Regions from separate parts of the Homo sapiens genome. Here region 2 is linked to region 1. Evidence: chromatin loops called from intact Hi-C (ENCODE). Cell type or tissue: Panc1. All regions are shown on one strand. Links, peaks and the distances in the headings refer to the core of each region. The heading gives the core; the rest is flanking DNA.

The links. Peaks named below come from ENCODE experiments on the same cell type or tissue, not always from the same donor. Only the 100,000 strongest peaks of a DNase experiment are listed, where the experiment ranks them.
Region 2: it touches region 1 in a loop (3-fold over the local background); 17 of 110 quality-filtered maps call a loop at or near these places.

Annotation. Positions count from the first base shown.
Region 1 is chr12:77,004,032-77,019,580 of GRCh38, forward strand. No RefSeq gene overlaps it. Among named protein-coding and RNA genes, the nearest start is that of E2F7, 54 kb to the right of the region's middle. In Panc1, for the core only: a CTCF peak has its summit at 7,102 (motif pointing left); a DNase peak (open chromatin) is centred at 7,030; H3K27me3 peaks cover 326 bases.
Region 2 is chr12:76,812,462-76,828,010 of GRCh38, forward strand. It overlaps ZDHHC17 (zDHHC palmitoyltransferase 17), which reads left to right. Exons shown (of 17, transcript NM_015336.4): 6 at 2,685-2,749; 7 at 3,396-3,558; 8 at 9,945-10,070; 9 at 14,447-14,589. Among named protein-coding and RNA genes, the nearest start is that of ZDHHC17, 56 kb to the left of the region's middle. In Panc1, for the core only: CTCF peaks have their summits at 8,635 (motif pointing left) and 8,856; a DNase peak (open chromatin) is centred at 8,590.

The DNA of each region.
Region 1 (15,549 bases), core at 2,576-10,575:
TCATCTTTTTGTCTGGCTGATCCTGAGACTCTCGTGAGGACAAATGAAGACAGATGGCAGCTTTACATACATCCTCATTTCAAAGTGATGTAGAGTATATAGATGATATCATTGCCAGGTCTGATTTAGAAAATTCAAATGGGGCTATTTTCTCTCTCTTTCTCTCTGTCTCTCTGTCTCTCTCTCTTTTTGAGTCAAGGTTTCACTTGGTCGCCCAGGCTGGAGGGCAGTGGTGTGATCATGGCTCACTGCAGCCTCAACCTCCTAAGCTCAAGTGATCCTCCCACTTCAGCCTCCCCAGTAGCTGGAACTACAGGTGCATACCTCCACACCTGGTTAATTTTTGTATTTTTGGTAGAGATGGGGTTTCGCCATGTTGTCCAGGCCAGTCTCGAGCCCCTGGGCTCAAGCAATCTTCCCACCTCAGCCTCCCAAAGTGATGGGATTACAGGTGTGAACCACTGTGCCTGACCAGATGAGGCTATTCTCTAGTGGTAGACATTACTTGTCAGTGGAGCTGAGAGTTCTTCTCACTCCATGGAATATGCTAGCTGGCTTGTGAAAATATTTTCCATCTGGGCTTCCTCCCACTGATAAGTAATGTGAGCCTTGAACTGAATATATGTGATTAGTGCTTGGGGCTGAGAATAAAGTCATTACTTGTGTATTAGAACTGGAAGTATGCATCAGAACATGGAAAAAGGCAAATAATCTTGCTCTTAGTGTTCGATTAGTAAAATGACACAGATAACTCATGATGAATGAATATGTTAAAGAGAAGTGCAAAAGTATCATAGGAAGAATGACAAGGACTGGAAATCTAATCGAATCCAGATGGAATGTGATAAAAAGTGGTTCCCTAATTATTGTTACTGTTACATCTGGAGGACTACTCTTGGAACAAGAAGGATAGGAGAAGTAAGTCAGAGACAAGAAGGAAGACTGAAGAATAAGGAACTGTGTGGGTATCACCAGCTCAGCCCATTAGCAAGGGTAGGAGCATTCCCACCCATAGGCTGGCATACTGACATAGCATTACTGTTATGAAATCTATTAATTGTGCTAAGTACTTTATGTCATAACATCATTCAATCCTGGCAAAACCTCAGGTGATTATTATCATCCCCACATTACACTTGGGTTGGCCATGCCTCAGCAAGGTTAAATGATATAACTGCTACCTTACAGCTAGTCAGTGGCAGAGCCGGGGCTTCAGCCAAGTTTGTCTGAAATGAAAGAGCATGCCCTTGGCTCCTTGTTCTATTGCCTGTTACATACGTTTCCCTCCTGGAGGTGGGATATTGGGCCATCACTGATTGATCCCACTAGCATTTCACACCATTCAACTCACATATTTGGCTTTTTACTCTGCACTTGTCAGCTGTATTGGTTGGGGCAGATCAAACTGCTGTACCAAATAAACCCAAAAGCTTAATGCCTCAAACACAACAGAAGATGTCACACGTTTAGTACAGTAGTACAGTGCCCACCCCAATAAATATTAGCTATTTATTATTACATACCTGGCACACTTTCCTAAAGATACCTCTGTGACACAAACATTATCCTCATTGTACAGAGGAGAAAACTGAGGTCCCACAGCAAGTAAATGGCAGAGCCCTGGAATCCCAAACCCATGCTCCTAACCACTAAACAATCCCTTCTCATGTTAAGTGGGGGAAATAATTGGCTTCTGGCATGAGAGAACTGAGCTCTTTACACTCTGTTTAAATGTTTTCCATGTTAATTAGATCTAAAATGTAACTGTCAGAATTATTCTCCATTTTTCCGTCCAACCTGGGTCTGAAGAAAGGCAGTCTGCCTTCAGTTAGTTGTATGGCACCAACAGCCTGCTGGCAAACAGTATGTGCAAATACTTGCTGACACAGACCAAAAGTTTGAACTTGAATAACTTTATTTCAAGAGAAGACTTTTAAAAATACTTCCCTTTAGAGAGTAACCACAAGACAAGGTTATACTTTAAGAAAACAAGTTGAAGTAGAGAAGATAGTTTTTTAAAAATATTATTTTACTTTTTATAAGTCAGAAACCATATGGAATTTCCACTCTTGCCTAGCTCGTAAATGACTTCACCTGGTTTTCTTGAAACTTGACCCTCCAAACTCCAAACTCAGCAAAGTCTAAAGATGAGTTGGTATCTGGAATTGATATTCTACAGGCCAGTCTCTTACACAGGGCAAGTTGTTCAGGAAGGAAGGGAGACTTAAAGATAGGGAGGAATGAGACATCCTTTTCAGCCATCGCATTTTGACCTGATCTTACCTCTCAAAGCCCTAATGTTTCTATTTCTGGACTAGAAAAGTACTTCTCTTGTCATTTGCTTTTGATATTTTTCGAGGAAATGAGGACAATTAGTATACTCTTCTAGGAGCATTTTTATACCATGATCTATATATACAAAGCAGGCGATTGAACAGAAACATAGGGGCACCTTGGGCATCTGATTACTTGGTGCCCTTTGGTTTAATATTTTTAGATATTTGGCAGGGTGTGGTGGCTCACGCCTATAATCCCAGCATTTTGGGAGGCCAAGGCAGGTGGGTCACTTGAGCTCAGGAGTTCGAAACCAGCCTAGGCAACATGGCGAAACCCTGTCTCTACAAAAAAATACAAAAAATTAGCCAGGTGTGGTGGCAGCACCTGTGGTCCCAGCTACTTGAGAGGCTGAGACAGGAGGATCACTTGAGCCGGAAGGGGACAGGGGACAGAGTTTTAGTGAGCCAAGATCGCACCACTGTACTCCAGCCTGGGTGACAGAGCGAGACTCTGTCTCAAACAACAATAACAACAATGTTTTTAGGTATTTATTAAATGTTTATTTAATGGTGGTGTGGTTGTGACTAAAAGGAGTAATTTCTGTTTTTTATGTAGTAATAATTTCTACTTTCCCAGAAGCAGGAGCAACGTACATTTTGCTAGTTACAAAAGATAGCTGTGGAAAGTAGAGGTAGTTGGTATATATTTCGTCTCTCTCTCTCACACACATATATGTTCCTGCAATACTTGGGTGAATCTTTGTGGATTTGTTGAGCTAGCCTGATGCTCAATCTGGCTCTGAATGCCAGGTTTCCCTTGTATCAGTTAGCAGTTGCTGAATAACAAACTACCCCAAAATGTAGTGGCTTAAAACAACAACTCTTTATTATTATTCACTAGTCTATTGGGAATAGACAGTTGATAGAACTCTAAGATAAACAGACCCGCCCAGTAGACTAGGGAATAATAATAAAGAGTTTTTGTTTGTTCTTTGAGATGGAGTTTCGCTCTTGTTGCCCAGGGTTGGGATTACAGGCGCCTGCCATCATGCCCGGCTAATTTTTGTATTTTTAGTAGAGATGGGGTTTCGCCTTATTGGCCAGGCTGCTCTGGAACTCCTGACCTCATGATCCGCCTGCCTCGGTCTCCCAAAGTGCTGGGATTACAGGCGTGAGCCACTGTGCCCGGCCAAGAGTTGTTGTTTTAAGGGCTGTGCTTTACTAATTTAGCTGGGCTTGTTCATGTGTTTTCTGTTATCTGGTTGAGGAAGGTTGCTCCTGGCATGAATTTACTCCACTCTAAGTAGTCTCTCTCTCATCTTCCAGTTGGCTTAGCCCAGACAGTTTCTCAGGGTTGAGGCAGAAATCCAAAGACGAGAAAACTGAAGCACATGAGTTCTCTTGTGGTCTGGCTTCAAATTGATGTCATCATTTCTGCTATATTCTGTTAGCCAGAGCAAGTCACAAAGCCAGCCAGGTTTAAGAGGTGAGGAAATAGACTCTACCAGCTGATAGGAAGAACTGCAAGTCACGTTGCAATGAGCATGGATAAACGGGGTGGGTAGAGAATAGGAGCCATATTTATGATCAATCTATCATGGTCTGTAACTGTGAAATCATGAAGTGAATAGAGTTTGTCTTTGGTAAGTCACTTTTCAGTTTTTAAATAGTATATGTTAGTGGAAAGATTGGTGGATTTGGGGTCAAGGACCCAGGGTCAAGTCTTAGCTCTGCTTTTTTATTTGGCAAATCATTTTGCTCTCTAAGCATGAATTTGTTTGTCTTTAAAATGGGGTGATGACATTTATCTACCTGTCTTCTAATTTTTTTTGACATGTAAACTCTCATGTTTAATAAGTAAGGTGAAAAAGACTCTCCTTCTTAGCTATTCAGAGCCTTTATGCTGGCTCTTGGCTGCTGAAGCTCCATCCACCACCACCACCACCATCTTGTCTCATCCCATGCAAATATCTCCTGTTCCCCTTAGGTTTGCTTCCCCAGTCTCTTCTCCCACCCTGATCTGGACTTTCCTCAATTCTCACTTTATTTCCCTGTCAAATGTGAACTCTCTTAATTGTTTTTCTTGCTTTAAAATTGTGTAGCTAATTTGATAAATGACTTCAACCAAAAATGATATTGTTTCTAGATAAAACTGGTATTTTTGCATCAGCCTACTGAGGAAATCAGCTATGTCCATGCTTCTGTTAAGCTGCCCTAGATTTGCAAAGCACTTTACATGTGCCTCTTCAATAGTTATCACCATCTCTGGAGCCCTGATAAGGGCTTTAGATACATTTTCCTCATAATCTTGACCAAAAGTTAAGAGCCTCAGCCCTGCCACTGACTAGCATTGTGATTTTAGGGGTGTCACCTCCATTTACACTTATTTTTTTCTTACCTCTAAACAGGGAAAATTTGATAAATTGATCTCGAGAGGCCCCTCAAACACTTGAATTTATGACATTCTAGAATATTTACAAAATAAAACATGGAGAATCCAGTATTGTTTTGAATATTTCTTTATTTTGTAGTTTAGCAAGTCAAGTATTCTGTAGCCAATGATGTCTTAGAAAAGAGGTAATTATGATCATAATTAAAATAACAAATATAAGTAAACCTAAATCCCTTCTTGGCAAGAGGTTGTTTTTTATAAAAATCATCTCATCTCTGTTTTGCTGTTCTGATATCATTTGAAGAGTTTTCATTCTGTGATCAATGGTAATATCTGATATGAGAAATATTATTTATATAGTAGAATGGATGATAGCAAGAGAAAAAGTGAGAAAGGAATGAGAGAAGGGAAGAAGCTAACACTAACTCAACTCTTATTCTGTGCATAGTAAGAAATGATTACAGAAACATGACCCTTGGCAGAGATTGCTAGGTATTCTCCAAATTCTGGGTTCCTTTCTTCTGGGCACTCGGGCAGGTTATATCTCTCAGCTTCTTGCAGATGGCTGTGTCTCTGTGCCTGAGTACCAGCTGATGGAATGTGAGTGGAAGTCGTGTCCCATCTCCTGGTCTGACTTCCAAAAGCCTCTCAAATATGCTCCTTCCCCTTTTCCCTGCTTCCAGCTTCCCTGGGTGAAAATGATGCCTAGGTGATCTTGAAAGTCCTGTGTTGATGACCGCAGAACTGCCGTCAACCTGTTCCCCTGAAGCAGAGGCATGCTGCTGATGAGGTATGCCTACCTTGCCCTACAAGGTGAGCGAGAAGAAAACCTGCATAGTGTTTGAACCATTATGCACTTTGCAGTCCATTTGTTACAGGAGTTTAACATACTCCAATTAATATACAACATTAATCTTCAAATCATTCCTATGAGGTAGATAGTACTTACCTTTATTTTTACAGAGGAAAAACTGAGGCCCCAAATGAGATGGGAACTTTCTCAGGTTATACAAGTGGCAAAGCAAGATTCAAACTGGGGTCACAACTCCCCTCATACCGCAAACATTTCTTTCATGCATCAAGAGACTACCAGAATTTTAATGTAGAAATTTTCATCATATTTCTACATGTTGGGCAAAGATGTTGAAAGATAGTAATTCCCACATCATTCTGTGTCCAATATGAGCTAGAGGCAATGTGCCACAATGGCGTTAGGTTCTGACAGAATCTAGGCAAGTCATTTAACTTCTAAGGGCCTGAGCTTTCCAATCCAGATAATTAAAGTAAAAATTAAGATAGAAAACTGGCTGGGCGCAGTGGCTCACGCCCGTAATCCCAGCACTTTGGGAGGCTGAGGCAGGCGTATCACGAGGTCAGGAGATTGAGACCATCCTGGCTAACACGGTGAAACCCCGTCTCTACTAAAAAATACAAAAAATTAGCCGGGTGTGGTGGCGGGCGCCTGTAGTCCCAGCTACTCTGGAGTCTGAGGCAGGAGAATGGCGTGAACCCGGGAGGCGGAGCTTGCAGTGAGCCGAGATCGTACCACTGCACTCCAGCCTGGGCGACAGAGGTAGACTCCGTCTCAAAAAAAAAAAAAAAAAAGAGAGAAAACCAGATTTTCCTAACTGGTAAGCCAGTTTCCATTCCCATTTCCCCTTCCTTAAAACAACAATTTACCTTTTGTCCAACTCAATCTTAAAAAGTTGTCCCATTCTGAGGCATAAAAACCTTCAAAAAGTGGGGTTGAGTATTAAAATAAATAATGCATGTTAAGCACTCGCATAGTGCCTAGCATATAATAGGTGCTCAATACAATCATAATCTTTTAAATAAGGCAAAATTGGCCCTTATGAGCACAGTGTTTGTGTACTATGTTCAGAGTTGCTCAAGCATTCTGGATTTCCTTTTCTTGCATTTCTCTATTGGGATGGGATTTGCCTTATGATTAGCATAAGTTATAAGCATCTTGGTCTGTTCTTCAGGAAAAGGAGGTAATTTGGGCTGCAGGCATGTTCTCATTGGAGAAAATGAGGGCAATTAATGGTTAGTGTTCAAGAACAACAAAGCTCTTTCAGTTGCTTAGCAACTGAAGCTAAGGGGTGGGCAGACACTGTGTGAACAGTGGGGAAGAGAGAAGCAGGGAGGAGTGTAAAAATGAATTTAACGTCCGGCTCATTCCCAGGTGGGTGAAAAGTGATTTATGTAGCTCTGGTATTTATAGCTATTTATTTGTTACATGACTGGAAATTTTAATGAAATATTTTGAAATTCAGCAGTGGTAAGTCACAGTGGACATTTATTGCTCTAATGCAAGGGAAATGTAAACTGTTTATTTAACACGTTGATTGCAAATGAAATATAGAAATGGTTTAGAAGTCTTCTAGCTTTGGAAATCCGTCAGGCTGCACAGACACTACTGCCACCGTGTGGACAATGCGGGGAGCCTAGCGGGAGCTGAGGGATGGGTATAAGAAGCTCTATCTCTGAGACCTTCCGATGGTTTTGCTCACGTGCCCCTGAAAATAATTTTGAAAACTTATGGCACATTTTTAAGTTGATATGTAAACATTTTAATTATAAGTTTAAATGGTTGTAAATAATATAATCTCTTATGGTTCATGAATATTGACATTTCAAAATAAAATTGCTATATTTCTCCTTTAAATGTATAGAAGGGAATTTAAATACCAGTGGGATTTGATATTCACCATCAGCTATTTTTAAATTACACAAAAAAGCTTTTATAAATGAGTAATTTTCACATAATTCCTTTTCCTCCTTGGTCTTATATTTGAATTCCATTTCCCCAATAGACTTAAATTCTGTTTTACACACATTTATGTTTTAATATATAATGCTATATTTAATATTATGTATATATAAAACACTATATATATTTCTCTATAACAAAAATAAATATAAATTAAAAGTTAAGTTATAATTTTTTCTGTTGACCACAAGGCTTTAGTTATCTACATTTTTAAGTATACAACTGATTGAAACACAAATGTTAAAATATTTATTGAAAATAATTTTATTTACTTTATTTAAATTTATTTAAAATAATTATTAAACATTAAAAAGTAATTAATACTTGAGATATATGAAGCTTTAAAAATTAGTTTACATATCCATGATGAATATTATTGCTAGAATGAGACAAGGGTCAGCATCGATACTATTCATATTTATCATTTTTCTCTAGTTGTAAGCCTCAAGAAACTTCAGTCACAGAAATAAGTATGGAAGAAATTTTATTAGGCAGCATTAACTGAATTTTTAGAACAATTTCCAAGTTATTTGCCCTAAATGATGTATACTTTTTTAAAAAATTTATTTTATTTTTGAGACAGAGTCTCGCTCTGTCGCCCAGGCTGGAGTGCAGTGGCGTGATCTCAGCTCACTGCACCTCCACCTCCCGGGTTCAAGCAATTCTCCTGCCTCAGCCTCTTGAATATCTGGGATTACAGGTGCCCACCACCAAGCGTGGCTAATTTTTGTATTTTTAGTAGAGATGAGATTTCGCCATTTTGGCCAGGCTGGTCTCGAACTCCTGACCTCAGGTGATCTTTTTTAGTAGAGATGAGATTTCACCATTTTGGCCAGGCTGGTCTCGAACTCCTGACCTCAGGTGATCTGCCTCCCAAAGTGCTGGGATTGTAAGCGAGAGCCACTGTGCCCAGCCGACTTATACTTTAAATAATTTTCTTTTTTTAATGACCAGTAGACACATTGATTAGGTTTTGCTTCAAGGTTGTTGACAGCCAAGGAATCGGAAACTACAGGACCTGCAGCAGGATTTGGTGCCCAGTCATCAGAATAATTTACTCTTTCAGCACAGACAATATTTCAAATCATCCCTGTGATGGATGTTCTAGAGGTTTCTATACCCCAGACAGGGAATGTTTGTAACCTTCAATTGCATGGGAGGTAAGCTCTTCTTTTGCAATGAGAGGGAAAATTTAGAGAAAGGGGCAATGGGAACAGAGAACTAGCTTAACAGTTGACCAGAGATTACCTAGGCAAATATATTTTAGAGATGCACCCAGATGGAATTTGAAGATATAAATAAATTAATCCCCTTAAAATTATCTGTATAGATCTATCCTTTGAAAAGTCTTTCCACACTGATGCTGAAATCACTGGTTTATCCCAAAAGCTTCTCTGTAAGGAAGCGTTTCATAAGGCTGATGCCAAAATGAGCTGCCATGGTAGGGGTCGAGGGGGCATAGTTAAGGTTTCAGTGTTGGATTCACTGAGTTTAAGTCACTATTATTTTGCTAGAATAACTTCTGCACTAAAAAAACCCCGAAAAAAACCAAACCAACAACAAAAGATGGTGTTGGGAAATGTTAGCAATGATTTTGAAAGCTCTGACTTTCTAAAATCCCATGTTGGCCATGCTGTGTTGGTCCCCTCAGTTATTATTATTATTAAATTATGCCAGTCAGGATAGCCTAAATTAGGTCGAGGTAGCAAACAACCCCAAAACTCAACAACTTGAAGACAAGTCCTTGTTCATTGCAGATTGGCTACAGCTCTGCTTCTTGCCCAAGACAGTAACAGAGCAGCCCATTTGGAGCATCTGGTTTCTTGGCAGAGAGAGAAACAAGATCTTGTAAACCATGAGCAGTCTTTCAAAACTTCTGTTTCAGGAGAACACACATCATTTCCATCTAGTTTCTTTAGAAAAAGTAAGTTCATGGCCACTCTTGAGTTCAACATGGTAAGGATGTACACACCTCCTCCAGGAAGAGATCACAGGTCTTCAAGCCAATGTAATAACTTATCACAAAAATCCAAAATCTAGGAACTGTTGATAACCATAGTAAACAGATGGTTATCATTTTCTAAAATTGTTAAAAATACAGTTGACCCTAGAACAACATGGGTTTGAACTGTGTGGGTCCACTTACACGGGACTTTTTTTCAAAACAGTTACACCCAGCAAGACTGCTTCTCCTGCCTCCCCTTCCACCTTCTCCACTTCTTCTGCCTTTTCCACCCCTGAGACAGCAAGACCAACCCTTCTCCTTCCTCTTCCTCAGCCTACTCAATGTGAAGATGATGAGGATGAAGATCTTTATGATGATCCAGTTTCATTTAATGAATAGTAAATACATTTTTTCTTCTTCATAGTTTTCTTAATGACATTTTCTTTTCTCTAGCTTACTTTATCATAGGAATACAGTATATAATGCATACAACATGCAGAATATGTGTTAATCAACTGTTTATGTTATTGGTAAGGCCTCTGGTCAACAGTAGACTATTAGTAGTTAAGTTTTGGGGAAGTCAAAAGTTATATTTAGATTTTCGACTACATGCAGGTCACAGTCCCCACCCCTTCATTGTTTAAGGGTCAACTGTATTCATTTTAATTTTACAACTTATTCCATCATACAGAAAAATACAGAGATCAATACAAAAAAGACATGAGAATTTATATCCCAAAATTACCAACTGTTAACCTTTGCTATATTTACAGCTTTTTCCACTCAGCAGTATATATTTTAGACATATCCATGTTGTTACATATAGATCTAGCTATTTCAGTTAAACTATTTAGTAGTAGTACATTATGGAAAGAGATCACAGTTTATTTATCCCTGTTGTTGGAACTTCAGTTTGTTTATATCTTTTGATTGTTACAAACAATGGCACAATAAACACTGTTATACCTGTCTCTCTGTGTACAAGAGTTTCTCTAAGATTTATGCCAACAACATAATTGAAAGGCTTCACAGAGTGGCCTTGTAGGGTTTAAAAAGCTAATTGCTTTTCAAGTTGCAGCTTTAGAAATGGCGGCTCCAAGGGGGCAGACTTCACAGGAAATGAAACTGTGGCTTAGTCCCACCCTAGACGATTTTCTTGGCAGAAAGAAGCCAAGACAGCCTCATGAGCCTCTCCCGGGCCCCTGGGCGGTGAGTAAGGAAGGCAGTAGAAAGCTTTCGTAAGGGCTGTGAGTGCCGTGGTAACATTGAACTGAGAGCCAGCTGACCTAGAGTGGCCTTGCCTTCCAATGAGGGGGGCCGAGCAAGGCCCGGCCAGGTATTCCAGGGAGTGGATTTGGCGCCCAAGGAAGTTGCCGTGACATCAAAAGGGACAACTGGGGCCAAAGAGCAGAAGGGAAAATGTACATCTTAGCTGATGACAATTTGAACAGGTAAGGACTGAGAACCAGTCTACCCTTGCTCATGGCTTGATGTGTGACTGTAGGAAGCGGGTTCAGGGCTGTAGCGAAATTGCTGTTGCTAGCTAGCATCTGTTTTATGCCTTTTCCATTCTAACAGAACCTGATTTTTGGTCAAGTGTTACCCTCCTCCTCCCCCAGCTTCCAGGAGCCCGTGTGCTTCAGTTCCAGGGTAGGTCGACATGGAATAAAGATAATCCTATCTGGACCTAACTTGGTGTAGAAACGGGTACGGAACCCAGTTTGGACCAATAACAATTGAGGAGATACTTACTGGGGAACTCTGAGAAAGTTCTTACCCCTCTGGAAGAACTTTGATAAGTTGTTTTCTTCTCTTCCTTTGAAGAGAAGGCTGCAGCCTGTGGATTAAACTTACATATGGAGCAAAGCGGAACCAAATGAACTGGAGCGAAAACGAGCTGGAGTCCTTGTCCTACCTCTGTGCTTTTAGTGATGTAAGCCAACAAGGCCCCTTATTGTTAAGCCTGTTTGAATTATGTTTTCAAATACTTGCCACTAAAAGTACTTCAACTGCCTCTAGAGAGTTTCAGGGAGTTGTGTGTAGAGTGGAGGCTGAATTGAATGAGACTAATTTCTGCCAGAAGGTAGAATGAGGGCTTAAAATAGAAATTAATTTCAATCCCAGAAATATATATATATATATAGGCAGCCCTTGCTTTGCCTGGTTCTAATATGCATGTATGTCAGTTGTCATGGGTTAAATAATATCAATCTTCTAATAATATGATTCAGATTTTAGTTAGTATGATACACTCTCTACATAAATAACAGATGCCCATCATGACCAACAAGCAATCATGTCATTTCTTTCTTCTTCTTTTTTTTTTTTTTTTTTTTTTTTGAGACGGAGTCTCGCTCTGTCGCCCAGGCTGGAGTGCAGTGGCTCGATCTTGGCTCACTGCAAGCTCCGCCTCCCGGGTTCACGCCATTCTCCTGCCTCAGCCTCCAGAGTAGCTGGGACTACAGGCGCCTGCCACCACGCCCGGCTAATTTTTTGTATTTTTAGTAGAGATGGGGTTTCACCGTGTTAGCCAGGATGGTCTCGATCTCCTGACCTCGTGATCCACCCGCCTCGGCCTCCCAAAGTGCTGGGATTACAGCCATGAGCCACTGTGCCCGGCCGTCATTTATTTCAAAGTCTGTTGTTGATGCATAAAGTCTCTCTTCATGTAGACAGCAAAGCATGGAGTAATGTTGCCTGTTTGTTTCCTAGCGTTAGACACATGACATTTAATAAAATGAATAATCAGAAGAGAGAATTGGCCAGTAAAGATGAAAGTGAAGTACCATATGAGAAACTGTAGATATGCAGTTACGGAAACTTAGGGTGAATGTATCAACCTGTGAGGAATGTGGCTGTGATGAAAACCATGAAGGTGCCCCAGAGGAAGAGATGTCTGTAAAAACTATCCATTAAATGAACTCTTGGAGATATTTTCTGCAATCAAAAGTGTAAAAGATAAAATGTTGGAAGCTGATCCAAACTTAGAAAGGAACATGACAATTCACCAAGGCATAAAAAAGATGTTCAGTACTTATCGTAAGTTATATGTTGATGAGAAGGTAAGAGTTCTTCAAGCTGCTCTTGATAAGTTTTTACAAAGAAACAAAACATTTTAATTCTCAATCTCTCTAATACTATAAATTATATACTAAATATTAGTTTTAATATCTTTTCATTTCTCTATAGCCAACAGTAAGAGAATTTTTAATATCTTGATAAAAATTTAAGAAGTCACAGAACAATTGCAATTATGCATGCATGCATGCTTTTGCAGCAATCACTTGGCTTAAAACGCCTCCCACCCAGCAATCTAATAGGCATCTTTCAAGACCAGTTCAAATGTGAAGATTGCTTTGCACACTTTCAGTATGCATGACTGTTTTTATGGTCTTGCATTACTATGTAAAGAGAGGATTGTCTGCATAATAAAATTACAACTTCCTGCACATACAAGTGTGTGGTCTGTAAAATTAATACAATCTGGGAATTGTATGGATCACCTATTTGATGGGTTTGTATGGACTACACCTATCACATTTGTTAAAACAATTTGTCTTAGCTTGGTAAGTGGCATAGCATAGGGGTGAGGGTGCAGGACTGGGAAATTTGGAGTTTTGTGCTCTAGTCTCAGCTTTGTGGTTAAATTATTGTTTAATGCAGGGCAAGTTACTTAATTTCCTTGTTTCGATTTCCTCCTTGTAAAATAGGTGCACAAATAAGACAATTTTTAAAGTTCCATTGGGCATTAAGTTTCTAGATTTCTCTACCGTTATTAAAGAGAAAAAAAGAGGGTAGAATGCCCTCCCACCAAGGCTACTTCTGTTTGCATAGGAACCATGAATGTTTATTGAGTAAATAAATAATTAGCACGACTATGGTGCAATAGAGCTATGCATAAAATGTTTGATTTTGGTGAGAAGCTTCTGTTTATTGTACTATTTTCATGTTGCCATTGCATATTAAACTACAGCTACTCTAATAAGTCAAGGTGCACTATTGTGTATCCTTTTCAGCATGGTTGATTATTTGTTCATATACTAAGCCCAATGCTGGGCCCTAGATGAGAAAAACTTAATTCCTGCCTTGAAGGATCTCACAATGGGGTGAGGAAAACAACTTCTTCCTGAGGGATGGGCATTTGAAATGGGTTTGGGAAGATGCATATGAGGTAGCCTGACAGAGGAAGAGAAATGGGGATGTCAGGGTATGTTAGAAAAAGGGAATGGCTGGCACTAAGGCATGGATGAATAAAATAATATGAAGAATGTGACCACCAAGAGTAGAGTGACAGGATGGGCAGAGGAGTGGGGAGAAGAAGGGAGTAGAGGTGGGAGATAGCACTGCAGGGTTCTGTGTAGAAATTAGAAAACACTCTAGGTATTTCTAACAGGAAGGTTTTAATACAGGGAATTAGGTGCTTACACAATTGTAGGAAGGGAGGGAAAGTGGAAGTTAAGGGGCTGCTGTGAAATGTTTTTGGATCATGCCACCGTGGCTGCTACTCAGAGGATGGGGAGAATGCTGCTGCTGCACGATGGCTGGGAACAGTGTAAAACCACTACCAGTGTCACAGCTGATACACAGTCCTGGACTAGACAGTAGAATAAAGTATGGCTGCTGCAAAAACGGAGCCTGCTGCAATTTGTGCATGAAGTGCTTCTACTGTAAGGAAGCCTCAGCTTCCTTTCTATCTACCAAATCTTGCATAAGTCTATTTTACTAACAAAATCATTTGTAGCAAGGGAATGTGGGAAATGTAGTTGCCTGCCTTGTTGCCCCTGTGATTAAAAAAACTTAGAAAAGGAGTGAAAATCAATGCTGAGGGTCAATAGGCAATATCTTGCATAGCTGGCAGGCAAGTTGAGAGCCAGGGTAGACTCTGTAGGAACTGGAAAGGCATGCCTAAGAGGAAAACACTGCATGGCATGCCACTAAAGTTTAAATGCAGAGGCCAGGCACAGCGGCTCATGCCTGTAATCCCAGCACTTTAGGAGGCCGAGGCAGGCAGATCATGAGGTCAGGAGTTTGAGACCAGCCTGACCAACACGGTGAAACCCCGTCTCTACTAAGGCAGGCAGATCACGAGGTCAGGAGATCGAGACCATCCTGGCTAACACTGTGAAACCCCGTCTCTACTAAAAATACAAAAAATTAGCTGGGTGCGGTGGCGGGCGCCTGTAGTTCCAGCTACTCGGGAGGCTGAGGCAGGAGAATGGCGTGAACCCGGGAGGCGGAGCTTGCAGTGAGCCGAGATAGTGCCACTGCAGTCCGGCCTGGGCGAAAGAGCGAGACTCCGTCTCAAAAAAAAAAAAAAAAAACAAATACAAAAATTAGCCTGATGTGGTGGCGCGGTGGCACCTGTAGTCCCAGCTACTCAGGAGGCTGAGGCAGGAGAATTGCTTGAACCCAGGAGGCGGTGGCTGCAGTGAGCTGAGATTGTGCCATTGCGCTCCCACCTGGGCAACAGAGTGAGACTCCAGCTCAAAAAAAAAAAAAAAAAAGTTTAAATGCAGAATTATCATGATTAATTTTGTTTTATGAACATTGGTGATGCTGTGGAGGCCATTCTAAAGTAAAACAAACCAACAAAAACAAGCAAAACAAACAAGCTAGGTACATGGAACCGTGCAATGAAAGAGCCCTGTAAGGTTTTTTAAAAACAATGTTTGTGCTAACTAATCCATCCCATATTCTTCCCCCCAGTTTTTTATTGAGTACACATTTTGTGGTGGGTATGGTGAATACAGATATAAATCACCTAGGGGCTCTGCCGTTAAGAAGCTAGTACTGTTTTTCTTTTCAGTGAAGAGTAAGTAATTTCAGGGTTTTTTAATGGGATTCTTTGCTTCTTGGAGTATCTTCTGCTGCTTGTAAGACAGTCTAAGAAAAAATGGTCTCATAATCAAACCAGTTTAAAAAAACACATTGTATGTATATTTCCTCTTATAAGCTTATGTCTCTAATCTTACAGTGAAAAAAAATAACTGTTTTACCAGTATTATCCATTTTTGATTCTTACTATTAAGAATATTGAGTTAATATCTTAATATTAAGAATACTGAGTTAATATCTTAATATTAAGAATACTGAGTTCTTCAGAGCACAGTTGGGGCAAGACTGGATGTTTCTATATTAACAGAAAAGACAGTCAAATTGGAGA
Region 2 (15,549 bases), core at 3,856-11,855, 190 kb before region 1:
TTAGTTCTGATTACATAGTTCCTAATTATAAGCAGTAATAAAATTAGCATATTTTTATTTCTTCTTCCCTTTCTCTTTTATCGACTGTAGTCAATAATATTGTTTTTCTTAATGTTAACTATGTTCTGATAAATTTTTACTACATTTTTATTACTTGATTTTTCAGCTTTAGATAGTTTTCTTTGATTCATGGCTACTATAGATGAGGCTCTCAGCATATTTTCATTTCAACCTTTTTCCATTTTCCCATTTTGTTGTTAATTATATCAATTTTACATTGTCAGGGTATATAACATTTCCATTCAGTTTTGTCATTCTATTCTTCACAATCGTTTTGTTTTAGTTATATTGTTAAATATATTTAGTGCTCACTACCAATTCTTTTGGATGATTTTCAGGAGAAAAAGGGGAAAATGCTAAGTTATGGAGCCCTGTTGATCATGGAATTCCCATAAGCTTTTGATCTGGGCTTGTTAATTCTTCCTAATAGAGAATACCCATACGTCCAGGCTGAACTTGGAAAAGAAGTACCAAGTTTTAAATCCCGACCCAAAGAGAGAAAAGGTTGAATTTCATTTTTCTTTTAGTACTCTAGAGATGTGCCATGATTTTACATTTTTTTATTTATTGATATTTTTAATACTATCATTTTTTAAAAAGGATATGAAAACACAACTAAGAAGAAGGAGAAACTTAAACATAAGAATTTACATGCTTGCTTTAATTAGACCTGAAATTTGGTTGAGGTCCTACGGAAATTAGGAGTAAAAGAAGTCACAATAGTTACTTCTCATATAAGAAATAAGGAAGTTTGTTGTTTCTTCAGAAAACATATTTTTTTTAAGCCACAGGATTATTTTAAAAAATGTACTTGCATATTGGAAATGTTGAGTGAGGTTGCAGAAGATATTCCTGACAACACTATTAAAGTAAATCCAGAAATGGATTTGTAATGGATAAGGCATAACATTCTATGACAGTATGCATGGTGAGTGACTAAGTTAATGACATCCAAGGAAATGCTTTACTTATCTAATGTAGTGGTTCTCAGATTTTTTTTCTTCAATATGCTTAGATAATGTTCACATTTGAGACATATTCCTATTGCTAACAGTGGCTCACAGAGAACTGATGCATAGAGATAGTGTTTTACAGTGTGCTTACTGTAACTCTCTGCTCTCTCCACTGATTGGTGAATTAGGTAACACAACTTGGATTAGAACTGCTTGCTTAATGTAATTCAGGAATGGGAGATGGGGTAGAGAAGAAGAAGAAACTTAATATTTATTGAATATCCATTATGTTCTCAGCTGTTGACTAGATGCTTTGCACACATTATTTAATCTTCACAGAAGTCTTATGAAGTTATTTGTATTTCACATTTTTTAATGAGGAAGCTAAGACTAAGAATTAAAGTAATTTAGCCTACAATCTCATAGCAATTATATGATGGAGCTAGGAAGTCAAAACCATGTCTTATTCTAAAGCCAAGCCTAGAAAAGTAGATAGATAAGCATGTCTTTTCCTTTAATAAATGGTTTTCGATCATCTACTCTGCTGGGCACTGAGAATACGAAGATGGATTTGAGATGATTTTTATTTTCAAAGTACTCCAGGTTAATGAGACACACATTTCAGGCATAGAGGATAATCAGTTCAGAATGGAGTGGGTTAGGAAAGGTAGTTTCAGAGCATTGAAACTGATAAGAGTCCCTGATACATCAGAAAGTCTTGCGCAAGGAGAATTAGATAACTAGGAAAGAGTTTCGGTTTAATAGGTGGAAGTTTTAGTTATAATTTGCTAAAAACTAAGTAGTAGTGGGGGAAAGATGGTGCCAGGGAAAGCAAAAAATTGAGTAGAAGAGGAAAAATAGTGGTTTATTACATGGTTTGGCTGGGAATAGTATTTATGCATATTTATAATAATACATATCAAGTATTAAATGTTTATATGAACCAGAATTACAATAGATCTCTTGAGAGGAAAGAATAGGAAAGGCGTGCATTTGTGATGTAGCAGAGAGGAAAGAGAAAAATTCAGATTTTTTGTACCAAGGAATTTCAGAATAATGCCTGAAACTGAAAAATCAAGAAGTAGCAATTCAAACATCTTATTTAAAGATATGGAGGTAAATATAAAAATAATGAGCCAAAAAATGGTGAAAATGGTGGGAAGTAAGGCAGGGGGATTGCTTTAGTGTGTTGCTTTTTCCACACAAACTGCAGAATCATTTAACTCTAAAAATGTACATGTGTAACAGTAAAAACTGAGTATATTAAAATGTCAGTTCTTTTTATTTTTTGTTTTGAAATGCCTAGGAATAAACAGTTTTGTCGTTCTCTCTTATGCATTAGTATAAACAAGTTTTTCAGAAACTTAATCACTTAACCTATCCTTTGTGGTTGAAAGGTCAGAATAGGTTAAGAATTTTAAATGTGAAACATTGAAAGGCTGATTAAAACATCTTAAAAGGGAATAATGTAAAAGCATGATATATGTTCACTAGAGTATATAGTGACAAGAGTTTCATTTTAAAGTTAAGAAAGAAAGTTTCATACATTATCCTTGATTGAGTAGTATTATATTCGCTTCTCCTTTTATATATAGATTAGATTTTTCCAAGCAAATTTGGTTAGGAACTTATAATTTAACTGTCTGACTTTTTTTCTTTTTACTTTATCAGGATGTAGATATGATGGATCAGAATGGAATGACGCCTTTAATGTGGGCAGCATATAGAACACATAGGTATGTAATGACTATAAAAAACTTATTTAGGCCATTTCAGCATAATACAATATGAAGTAAGAGAGAGGAAAAAGCAGTTAATACTATACTCACTAATATTTACAGTTTTTATTATGACTATAGTATATATAAATTACCATTTTGGATGTTCTGGTATCTCTGTGCTGTCTCTCCCTCACTGATTAGAGCTTCCTTAATCTGTTTCTCTTTTAACAATATCTAAGAAAAGAAGTTATCTTTTTTTAAAAATTAATTAATTTTTTCATGTGATTTACATATTGACAAATTTATTAATTAGTAAGTTGTCTTAGATCACTTTTGGAAGACTCCAAATTTAAATTTTAAAAAGTGTTATTCTTGAATTGTATAAGTATTAATGCCATTTCTAGGTCAAAAATAGAAAATATCAGGACCAAGTTGCTTATCCCCTGAAACTATTAATATATTATTTTATATGGTGTCATACATACTTAATACTTCATATTAGAATATTGTCTCATTATTGATTTTAAAGTTGTTGAGTAGGTTAGAAGTGTTCCAAAATGGAATGCTACTGTAAGCATAATCAGTTTAGTATTTGTAATGATTTCTATAATTGAAATTAGGGTTGTTGTTGTTGTTTGTTTTTTTTTTTTTTCCTTTTCAGTGTGGATCCAACTAGATTGCTTTTAACATTCAATGTTTCAGTTAACCTTGGTGACAAGTATCACAAAAACACTGCTCTGCATTGGGCAGTGCTAGCAGGGAATACCACAGTCATTAGCCTTCTTCTGGAAGCTGGAGCTAATGTTGATGCCCAGAATATCAAGGTAAAAATATTCTATATTGATAATACTGTATGAAATGTGGCTAATATGTGAATTCTGTAATAAAACAAGTTTTTCATAGACTGTCAGAGTTGAAAGAAACTTCTTCAATACAGGTTTACAGTTAAACCACATTATGCATAATACATTTTAATAATTCTTTGACTTGGTTATTTTATTGTCTTATTTTTTTAAAGATCAAGAGATTTAAATTTGATAAATGCCTTTATGGTGTTGATAGGAGGACCCCCACCCCACCATGGTGGACTAATCCAGGAAAAGTTACAACATTATTTAAGAGCCAAGCACAATTAACATTTGCACTCTAAACATTTAGAAATCAGTAAACATTTTATTAATACATGCAATAAGATTCTATTGCTAGTCTCAAAATTTTGGTTATTTCTTTTCATTTTTAAAGCCTCAGGATCCACCATGTCTTTCAGCAACGAACTCGTTCTGCGAAATTACTTTAAACATCATCTTTTAATCATATGCATTCATAAGTAACTATACCCATTGACAAATGTTCTTTAATTTTGGCTATAATTTATAGTATTTTCTGTGTTATGTTTCTTAAATTTCTAAGGGATATGTGCTAATTAAATATGAAGGGGGTTCAGGACACATACTAATCTGAAATGGCCAATCAAAAAGTAGGTTATCTCCTGCTGGATCAGGGTATCTCTTTATGTTCCAAGGAATAGTTTGTTCTTCCTTGATTCAGTTACTTTAAGAGGAGAAGGATAAACTTCTAAAATAAAATAGTTTAGGCTAGTTTTATGGAGCATAATTTGTTAAGCTTATCAATTTTTAGAAATAGTCTAATTACAAACATTTAGTTAAAAGTAAATTAATATTGGAAACCATAAGAGATTGATAAAATCATGTATATTTTTCTTTCTTCTAAAAAAATTTCAAGTCTTCTTGTCCCTAACAAAAGTGATCAGAATAGTTCCATATCTGCCACTAAACATAGGGAAAGAAGAAAGTCAGCATATCATAGTGCCTGATAAGCGATGGGCACTCTAGGTATTTACTGACTGAGTAAATGAAGATTTATGTAGTCTTGAGTTTTACCTAAGGTAGTTTTCATGACTGCTGGGATACCTCTGCCACTTCAGAAATTATAGAGAGAAATGTTTGCTTTTTGAATGTTTTTAAATAGGATGCTCTTAAAAGTTTATAACACTGGAATGAGTAAATTGGCTGATCCCAGGTCTGAAGGTTAAGAAAAGAGAAGTTTGACTAAACCTGATCAATATACTTAAAAGAAAATTATGTGAGATTACCTCATGTTTTTTTATCTGAATTCAGAGTGTTACTACTTTTTTTTATCTTTGCTACCAGACAGCCATTCCTAAGGTGATCATGCACGAGGAATACATTTAAAGATACTTAGTATTATTGAAAAAACAGGATTAATTTTAGTTTGGCAAATAGTAAGACTCTGTAGACCTTCTGCCAATAGCCATATCAGTATACTGAAATTATAGTAATACCAAAGAATTATGACAGTAAGATGACTACACAGTTCTGGAGTTTGAAACTAGTAGTGTGTATTTTTAGAGCTTTTAAAAGTTTATTTTCTGTTCATATAAAATTAGGTTAAATTCAGTCACAGTCATTGGGATTTGAGGTATGTTTTTAAATTCAATGTCTTTTCAAGTAAATAATGAAGACTTGTACTTCTCATTAGCCATTGCGTAAACTTTTAAATTACTCTTAGTAAAAGGAATAATCTACAGCAAATTTCAACAGAAAGTTAATGATAAGAGTAGAGATATTTAAAATTATTTAAATGATTTTGAACTTTGTATTTTTAATGTTTTATAGGTTCAGGCACAAGAATTATTTGGTGCCAAGAAACAATGAAATAGAATGTAACTTCCTTAACTATTATTGTAGTTCATGCGAATACTTTCCAGAGTCTACAGTGTCTATAATTGAGCTAATTATTGTACCTTAGAGCTTTTAAATTCATTTTTTTCCAGTTATTTTCTTTTTATTAATGTTTTAACTTTATCTGTCACATGTAATAGAGGTTGGCTATTGACAAAAAATTTTTCTCATGTAATTCCCTGGTAGCTTCTGGAGTGATGGTACTTCTAAAGAAAATAAAGTCTAAGGAATTATTGTATTTGCTCAGGGAACATTTATACTTTCAGGGGAAAAATTACCTGTATCTACACTGGTGACAAAGTAGATTTTTGTTTTAAAATGCACTTTATATGTAATTAAAAAGATGAAATGAGTATCAAATGCCTTTTTTAAAAATGGGGATCTGCCTCAGAGGCATTCCCAACATACTTAAGTCTTATCACCTTCTAATAGAAACCATGTATTTATTCGTTCAGCAAATTCTTATTCAATGGTGGGTGGTGGGGAGTCACATTGTTCAAGACAGATAAGGTCTCTATTCTTTCAGAATGTACATTCTGTTGAGGAAACAGCCAGTAAGTGAATAATAATAAAAGGCAAATGTGATAGAATGACTGGGATGGAAGGACCACATCCAGTGAGAGTGATTTGGGAATGCCTCTGAGGAGATGACATTTGCTTTCAGAATTACGTAATGAGAAGGGATCAGTTATACAGAGACATGTGGGAAAAAATTTTCCTTGTAGAGGAACATGCAAGTGCACGGTCCTAAACAGGAGTAAGATTGCAGTATTTGAGGTGCAGAAATAAGGACAGTGTGGCCAGAGTACAGTGAGCAAGATGGTGAAGTCACTTGAGAAACACAGGTGCTGTATCATGCAATGCGATAATAAAGAGCTTTAATTGTATTCTCAGTCATGGGAAACATTTGAAAGGATTTATGTAGGCTGATTATATGATCTGCTTTTTGTTTTAAATATTTTTTAAACATTACTTTGGTTGATGTATGGAGAATGCATTGAAGAGTTAAGAAAATGGAAAAGATGGAGATCAGTTAGGCTGTTGCAATAAATCAGACAAGTGATAATGTTAGCTTAGCCTAGGATCAGAGGAGTAGAGGTAGAGAGAAATGACTGGATTTGGAGAGGATATTTTAAAGTAGAAATAAGAAGGTAGATTAGGTGTGAGGATAAAAGAAACCATCGTTGATGACTTAGGTTTTGTTTTGGGTAACTGAGCGTCTTGTGATATCATATGTTGAGATTGTGAAGACTGAAGAAGGACTTTTTGGGATGAAGGTGATAGGAATTGGTTCTGTTTGGTAATATTTAATTTGAAGTGGTGTCTTAGCCGTGTGAACTATTAAGCTAATTAAGTAAACTTAAATTGCTGCCAATTTTGAAAAGGAAACATTTATTTTAAAAAAATACCTAGAATATTTGTCCAGGAATCTAACCAAATTTATTTATACCTATGCTTTTTCCATTTTTAAGTCTTAAGAAAGAATCTTGTTGATAATAGTGGATTGTAACGATAAGATGCAGCCTGCAAATCTGGCTATGGCTTTAATAGCTATAAAAAGTTATATTTTTCAAAGAATATGAAAAATTACGCTTTGTGTTATAATAATTCTATAAGATCCCCTTTCCCTAAAATACCTATTTTCTATATATGATTAAGTGTCTTAGAAATCTTTCTTTATATTAACTAGAGATTTACCTTCACATATTAGTTACTCAGTTCTTTTCATGTATAAACAAACGTTCCTTTATCAAAACAAGATAGAACTTATTTTAAAGACAATTTATACTAAATGAGGCCGGGCACTGTGGCTCATGCCTGTAATCCCAGCACTTTGGGAGGCTGAGGCAGGCGGATCACCTGAGGTCAGGAGTTCGAGACCAGCCTCAACATGGAGAAACCCTGTCTCTACTAAAAATACAAAATTAGCCGGGCGTGGTGGTACATGTCTGTAATCCCAGCTACTCGGGAGGCTGAGGCAGGAGAATTGCTTGAACCTGAGAGGTGGAGGTTGCAGTGAGCCAAGATCGTGCCATTGCACTCAAGCCTGGGCAACAAGAGTGAAACTATGTCTTAAAAAAAAAAAAAAAAAAAAGACAATTTATACTAAATGATAGGTAACTTTAAAATTGCTGTTTTCATCTCTGGAAGGATCAGGAATAGCTGTATACCCTAGGTTTTTTTATCTGGAGTCCCCCCAGTAGACTTTGGTTGGAGGAGGTGTGGGTCCATGGACCCCTGAAATTGTTGAAAAAAAGTTACTTGTATCAGCATTCTTCTGGGAGGAAGAAAAGTGGCTGTCATCAGAAAAGACTCAAAAGAATTTAAGAACCAAGCCCCTAGATAATAGCTACATGAAATAGCTTTAAATCTCTTCTTGTAAAGCAACAACAGGGGAAACAAATGATTTGGAATACTAAGAATAAAAAACAAAACACAATTATGGCCTACCCAGTAATCCCTTTTGTGGTAGTATCTCATTTGTGATTAAAAAAATAATAATCCTTAGCATATGTTTTTGGTTATACTGATAAATTTAGATGAATTGAGTTTGGAAGGAACAGTTAATCTCTGAGTGCTACACAAGCAGTTATAATCTTTTCTTTCTAAAATTATCAAAGGGCATAGTTTTTAGCTTGTACAGAATATAAAATTACTGAGCTCTGTTCATTAATGTATTGAAAGACCTCTTGAAATGAGGTAAGAAACTGTTTTTAGAAAATAGTTTTGTATTACCTCTTAAATACCTGACCTAAATGGTCACCAAGGAAAAATTTTTTTAAAATTTGACGATGAAATTCAACCTTACGTAGGTGAAATGTTGAGTGATCTTACCCCCAACCATAATGTTTATCTGACCAAAACCTTTGAATGATTTCTTTTATTAACAGTTACATAGTCTATAATTACTCCATGTAGATTCTTGCTGTTGTTGCTATTGTTAATATTATTATTTTGGCTGAGACATGGAGTGATCAAATAGATATAGACTTAACTCAGAACCCTGGTTTTAATATACTTCTTTAAATGAATTGAGTGTTTATTTTACCAGCTGAATAAAAGAACTATACAAAAATAGTTAGATGACTGGAGGAGTAGTTGAAAGATATTTTAAAGCTCCCTCAATCTTTTTGTCTAGGCAATCCTTAGGTGTCACATGGCCCTCTAGTGGAAGGGATGCTCAGCTGGACCGAGGCAACTGCAGGATATTCCCGGGGAGTTGTTACCCAAGGGATTGCTTTTATTCAGGTAATCTTTATAGTTTGGATTAATTAGCTGGTTCTGACAACTTAGGTGATGGAATTTTGGAATAGGTAAGGCAATATTTTAAAGTAAATATCCCTATTTGTGGAAGACTCCTAGATTAGCCCATTTCTTATTAAATACCATTGATCTTTATATTAAAGGATTGGTTGGGCTTTTTGTTGTTTTGTAATAGTTGTTGCTGTTGGTGGCAGTGGTGTGTTTTATTTTGTTGTTTATTTTTATTTTATAATATTAAATAAACTATACTTAATAAGTAATCATCCCTCATAAATAAGGCACCCCAAGGCTCTTTATTGCTTTATTCTTTTTGACCTTGTTTTTGGAAATAAAATTTCAGTGGTTTTACTTTTTAAAAGTAATTTTGAATATTCATCTTTACATTCTTGAAACTTTGGTAAGCATTTAAAGTTTTGCTTTTCTATTTGAAGAAGTAGATAAATAGTGGAACACATTAAATAAATGGAAATGTAGGTGTCTGACTAATTTGCAAAAGGAGAAATAAGATTTTAAATTTTAAATTAGTTAAGGCAAAAAGAAGCATAGACCTAAAATTGGGAATGCTTATTTGTTTCTTACTTTGATACATTTTATTCCTATCATGTAAATTCCCTGGCATTCTTTTTCTTAGGATTAAAGGGAGATACAAATTCATAACTTGAATTTGCTATTTTTTAAAATCATTTCTCGTTTACTTTGGAAACTTCTGGGTGGGTGAATGAATATAAATCAAGAATGCCAGTACAATAGTGGTAGAAGTAGAGACTGACTTTTCCTTTTCTTTCCTATTCTCTTCTGAAGACTCCTATCATTGTTGAAATAAAACTGAGAGATTTCTGGCAACTTGATATTATAGCAAGGTGTTTTGTAGCAATAACTATTACTAATGAAATTTTTAAAGAATATGAAATAACTGATAAACTTAGTGATAGCCTCTGATCCAGCAGGTACTAAAATACCTACTTTTTGATTTGCTCTCTAATATGTCAAAATACAGGCAAAAATAAAATCTACGGAATATGATGAGAAAATACATTTTGTGATTATTCTTTGGGAAAGCGTAATAAGAAACATGTAATGATGCAGGTGTTTTTAGTAATTTACACAATGTCAAAACAACGTTAATAGGGCAGTAAATTAATTTTTATAGAAGTTCTTTAAAGGTAACTAAGATAGCCTGCTTTTAAACTTTTAATAGGAATTTCTTCTGTTTATATTATCAGGGCGAATCAGCGCTTGATTTGGCAAAACAGAGAAAAAATGTGTGGATGATCAACCACTTACAAGAGGCAAGGCAAGCAAAAGGATATGACAATCCGTCCTTCCTTAGAAAGCTGAAAGCTGATAAGGTAAACTCATAACTGAAGATTTTTTTTTTTTTTTTTTTTTGAGACGGAGTTTCGCTCTTGTTGCCCAGGCTGGAGTGCAGTGGCGAGATTTTGGCTCACTGCAATCCCTGCCTCTCGGTTTAAAGTGATTCTTGTGCCTCAGCCTCCTGAGTAGCTGGGATTACAGGTGCCCATCACCATGCCCAGCTAATATTTGTATTTTTTTTTAGTACAGATGGGGTTTCACCGTGTTGGCCATGGTGACTTCAGATGACTTCACCTGACTTCAGGTGATACTCCCACCTCGGCCTCCCAAAGTGCTGGGAATACAGGCATGAGCCACCGCGCCCAGCTGAAGATTTTCGATATATAATTTTTTAAGTAGGATTCTTAGGAACACTTACTTAGCACGAGTATTTACAGCCTTTAATTTTGGCATTTCTCAATGTAATTTTTAAAATATTATTATACTCAGAATAAATGAAGGTAAATAACAAAGTTTCCAAGGGCTCTTACCTACGTGGTTGGTGACCTTTTGGGGCTAATAATTAAGAAGGATGGGTATATATGAAATTATTTAAATCTCCATCGGCTACTCGTGTACATTTTGGTTCATTGATTCAACTGGCCTTTGTTAAGTAATAGATAAAAATAAAGGTTTTTCTAGTGAATGCTTGTTTGTTAGTATGATAATAAATTGTGAAATAGCTTAGTTCTAATACATATCTTTTTAAACTACTCACAACTCCAGCTCTAACTTGAGCTTTGCATTCTTTTGTGATATGTTGTATACCTTTTTTCAGAGAGCTTATATTCTTGACCTTTCTATGGAAAACTCATTTTAGATCATCCATATACCTTCAGTTTTAAATTGTATGACTGTTGGCTCAGTTGCCTGATTATATGATACTAAAACTTAGAATATTTTCCCCCAGAGAGGGGGTCTAGGTTCTGCACAATCTTATTTCCCACAAAAAAGAAGTTAATTGCCGTAGAGTTTCTTTATGTACCTAAATAATTGTCAAGATGTCTGCTAACTTGTCAGTAATCACAACTTGAGTAGCATTAAGTTTTGAGTACCATCTTTTGTATATCGTGTTTAGGCTGTTCTAGTGGCAATGTTGATTATTTAAAGTTAATATTGATCTATCTGTTACCAAGGCAAAAAGACAAATTTAGGATAAAGAGAAGCAGTCTTGAAAGCAGTGCCTCCTTTATTTATAGGAGTTTGGACTTCTTTAATCAGTTGAAAAGTCCCCTGGTCCGTTACTTAGAAGAATTAGATTCATAGTTTATAAACTTGGCTGTTTTCAGCCCTATAAGCTGAGACTAATGAACAATTTTTGCATGCCATGTTAACTCTTCTGTTTAATTATTAGATATGATATAGAAAATGATTTATTTTGTGTTGCTCAGTTTTCTAGGATTTAGAGCAGTTTTGCTCAACAGAGTGAAAAATGGCTGTCTTATGATAATTAGGCTAGTAAAAAAAAATCTTGTGTTACTTTGGAAAATCCCACAATATTGGCACTTTCGTTTTGTTGAATGTGAATATTTTGAAGTTTTATTTTATATATGTATATTCACACACACACATATAGTCATAAATGACTTACAAATTTTAGATGTTGCATTAATATGTAAAGTTACTTATGGCATTATTAAACTATACATCAGGTTTATGTGTTTGGATATGATTTTTTAAAAAGAACTTCATTAAAAGTTTAGTGCAATTTTAACATTTGTATACGATTGTGGTCAGTTCAGAAATGGAGTTTCTTTCCTGTTTTTTTTCATTAGTAGCTTTAAATATATTAAAATTTTTATAAAGGTTCCTTTTAAAGCCTATGATGATTGGGAGAGTGATATTTAAAGGTTGAAAGTAACCATCATATATTTAAAAATTATGATGATTAGGGGACCTGTGAGATTAAGCATCTGTAATTATGTAGACTGTTCTTTCTTTTTCCATGTCACATTGGAAAAGTTTCAGTCATTAACATGTTTTGATTTGCTAGCCTGTGAAGTGTGTTTTATATTTAAAACTAAAAAAGAAAGTAGTGACACCTAAGACTCAATAGTGTTTTATTTTAAAAAGTCATTCCCTTAAGAAAAATAAAAATATCATTCCAAAAGGGGGAAAATATTTTTGAATACTGCTGGTAGACAGATAAAGATGGAATCTTTAGCCAGGCGTGGTGGTGCGCCTATAGTCCCAGCTAGTAGGGAGGCAGAGGCAGGAGGATTGGTTGAGCCCGGAAGGTTGAGGCTGCAGTGAGCCAAGATCATGCCACTGCACTCCAGCCTGGGTGACCGAGTGAGACCTTATCTCCAAAAAAAAAAAAGAAAGGGGGACAATATTTTTAGAAAACAATTTAAAAAATCTTAGATTTTTACTTAGAATATTAAGTAAAAGGATTTTAAATATCTTAGATTTTTTACTTAGAATATTAAGTAAAAGGATTTTAGACAGGCATATTTACGGTTAAATAAATCTTCTTAATAAGTTGGAGGGACATCTTTAAATTAGTATTTAGAGGGGATTTGGGAGTAGGAGGGAAGTTGGCTATAAAAGGGCAATATGAGGAATCCTTTTAAGTAGTGGAAATATTCTGTAGCTGGACTATATCAAGGTTAGTTTCCTGGTTGTGACATGCTACTGTTACCATTGTTGTGATATGCTACTGTGATACGCTAGATGTTACCATTGGGGGACAAAGGATATTTAGGATCTGTCTGTATTATTTATTACAACTGTGTGTGAATCTATAATTATTCCAAAATAAGAAGTTTAATTTAAAAAGAGGCTTCTGAATCTAGGTGGTGGATAGACTTCACTATATAATTCTTTCACATTTACTATATAGTTGAAAATTTTCCTAATATAAGAGAAAATAGATTTCTCACATAGCAGCACATTACCATTATATTTTTATAGTACCATTTTATGTACCCATACACTCTCTGTCTCCTGAGTAGTAAATCTTCTCTAATGTCTTGATATAAAGTTCATACTTATTAGAAAAAAGAATTGGATTAGTTATTTTGCTGCAGCATAAAATTAAAGCCTGAAATTGATGTTTAATTATTACTCTAAGTTAAAATTACACATTTAGTTCAGAAAATGAATTACAGTGGTCAAATTGGGGAAGACATGGTCATTTATATGAAAAAAAAAAATCCCACTTATTTCAGTGGAAGCTGATAGTATGAAAGGGGTGCTAAAAATGTGTAATATAACCTTAGCTTTTAGGAAGATAAATATTCAGTAAGGAAAGCAGTGTTCATACTCTGCTTTGTTAGACCACAGCTGGGGTTTTCTTTTTTCTTTTGGTGTGTGTGACAGGGTTTCATTTTGTTGCCCAGGCTCACGACAGCCTTGACCCTTGACTTCCCTGGGCTCAGGTAATCCTCCCACCTCAGGCTCCCGAGTAGCTGGGATACAGTACAGGTGCGTGCTACCATGCCCAGATAATTTTTGTATTTTTTGTAGAGACATGTTTTTGCCATGTTGCCCAGGCTGCCCTACAACTCTTGGGCTCAAGCGATTCTCTCGTCTAGGCCTCCCAAAGTGTTGGGATTAAAGGCATGAGCCACCATGCCCTGCCTTGAATATCTTACATAGTTTTGTGACCTAAGGTAACTGAACAGAGACTTGATAACTGGCTATAAGTTTGTGAAGGGCTCTTACATGGAAGAGGCAGTAGACTTTCTTTGGTTGCTATAAAGATAAAATTGTGATAGAAGTTACCAGGAGTTATGTAGGTTTTATACTTACAAGTATGGACTTTAACAACCAGACCAGTACAGAAATGAAATGGAAATACCTTTGGAGTATTGAGCACTCTGCCTTGATCTTTGTTCAGAGACACATCTCTTCATTCAGTGAACTCTAGGAGCCTATGGATTGTTTGCTTTTATTCTTTATCTCATTTTAAGATTTTAATATACTATTTATCATTTGAAATGTCTACTCCAGGCAAGCATCTTCAGGTTTCCTTATGTGTTATAATTCTTATACTATTAGTCATTCTAGTTGTCCTTGTCTCCCTGGTTATCAGTGCCCCTGTTAAAAAGGGGTGGTATTTTTCATGAACTGTTTGCTAGCCAGTGTATGTGTTAAGCAGGTAGTACTGTCTTCTATATTTAACCATATAGAACCAACTGCTATAACTTCTGTTCTTATTTTCCACAATTTTAGCAAAGTTATTTAAAATTGTTCATTGCCTGTCTCCAGAAGACAGACACCAGCACCTTGAATAGTACTGATACATAGCATGCAAATTTGAGTGAATGAATTTCACCCGCTGTTGCATGCCTTCACAAAGGTAACAATGATTCAGATTGAGATTACTTGAAACATGCAAAAACTTTTCTAATTTTTTGTTTCTATACAGGAATTTCGGCAGAAAGTAATGTTAGGAACTCCTTTCCTAGTTATTTGGCTGGTTGGGTTTATAGCAGACCTAAATATTGATTCTTGGCTCATTAAAGGGCTAATGTATGGTGGTGTTTGGGCTACAGTACAGTTTCTTTCAAAGTAAGTGTGTTGTTTTTAACTATATTTTAAACTGTACATGAAATAATATAATTTGTACTCTTGTATAAAATTAATGTTTGTATGTTGTACATTTGATCTTAATTTATTTAAATAATTTAGACATCTGTATGTGAAATATGAGATTTTTTAAACATTGTTATGTTATTAAAATGATTCAGAGGCACTTTAATGATAAAAGCTAGCATATAATTTTTAACACTAAAACATAGTTTGAGAAATATTTGAAATATTTCAGTAAAAGTGAATTTGAGTCTGTTGAACTCTAACATACATATTGTTAATTTCCAGGTAATTACAATACTTGAGCTCGCCTTTCTATAGGAATTATATTTTCCTGTAGAAAATAAGGCATAAACAATAAGCAAGGAAGAGGTTTTATTTCTAGTAGCAAGGTAAAGTCTAAGCATAGTTGTGAAGTCGGCTGAGTTTTTAAGATTATTTTCTCCCTCTTTTTTCTTTAAACATCATGATCATTCCGTTTTCTTCTTATTCTTAAGTCTCATTGCTCTAAAGTTACCTATCCAACAAACCTAGACAGGTGTGTGATCCAGAATTTCCCATCTAATTTCCAGTCCTTTAGTATCTTATTTTCACTTGCATTTCAGAAAAGAATTCTGAAAATAATTCACACAGAGATGAGAATGACTAGTATTATAATATGCTGAGTGGCTTAAATCTAGTTAGTGAATCTCATTTTAGTATTTCTAGAGTCTCCAAGGGGTATAAATAGGAAGTCACTAAGACCTCCTGCCTATATGGATAGTTGATTCTGTTCATGTTTAATAAATGGATTAATGTTTGTTTTTCCCCAATTTTAAGTATTAAAAACACAACTCTTCAGTTTCACTAAGTTGGCCAGTTCATTCTACTTGAAAAGATGTGCTCCAACTTTTGCTGGAGTGTTATAGGTAAGGAGAAATAATGATGAAACAGAGAAAA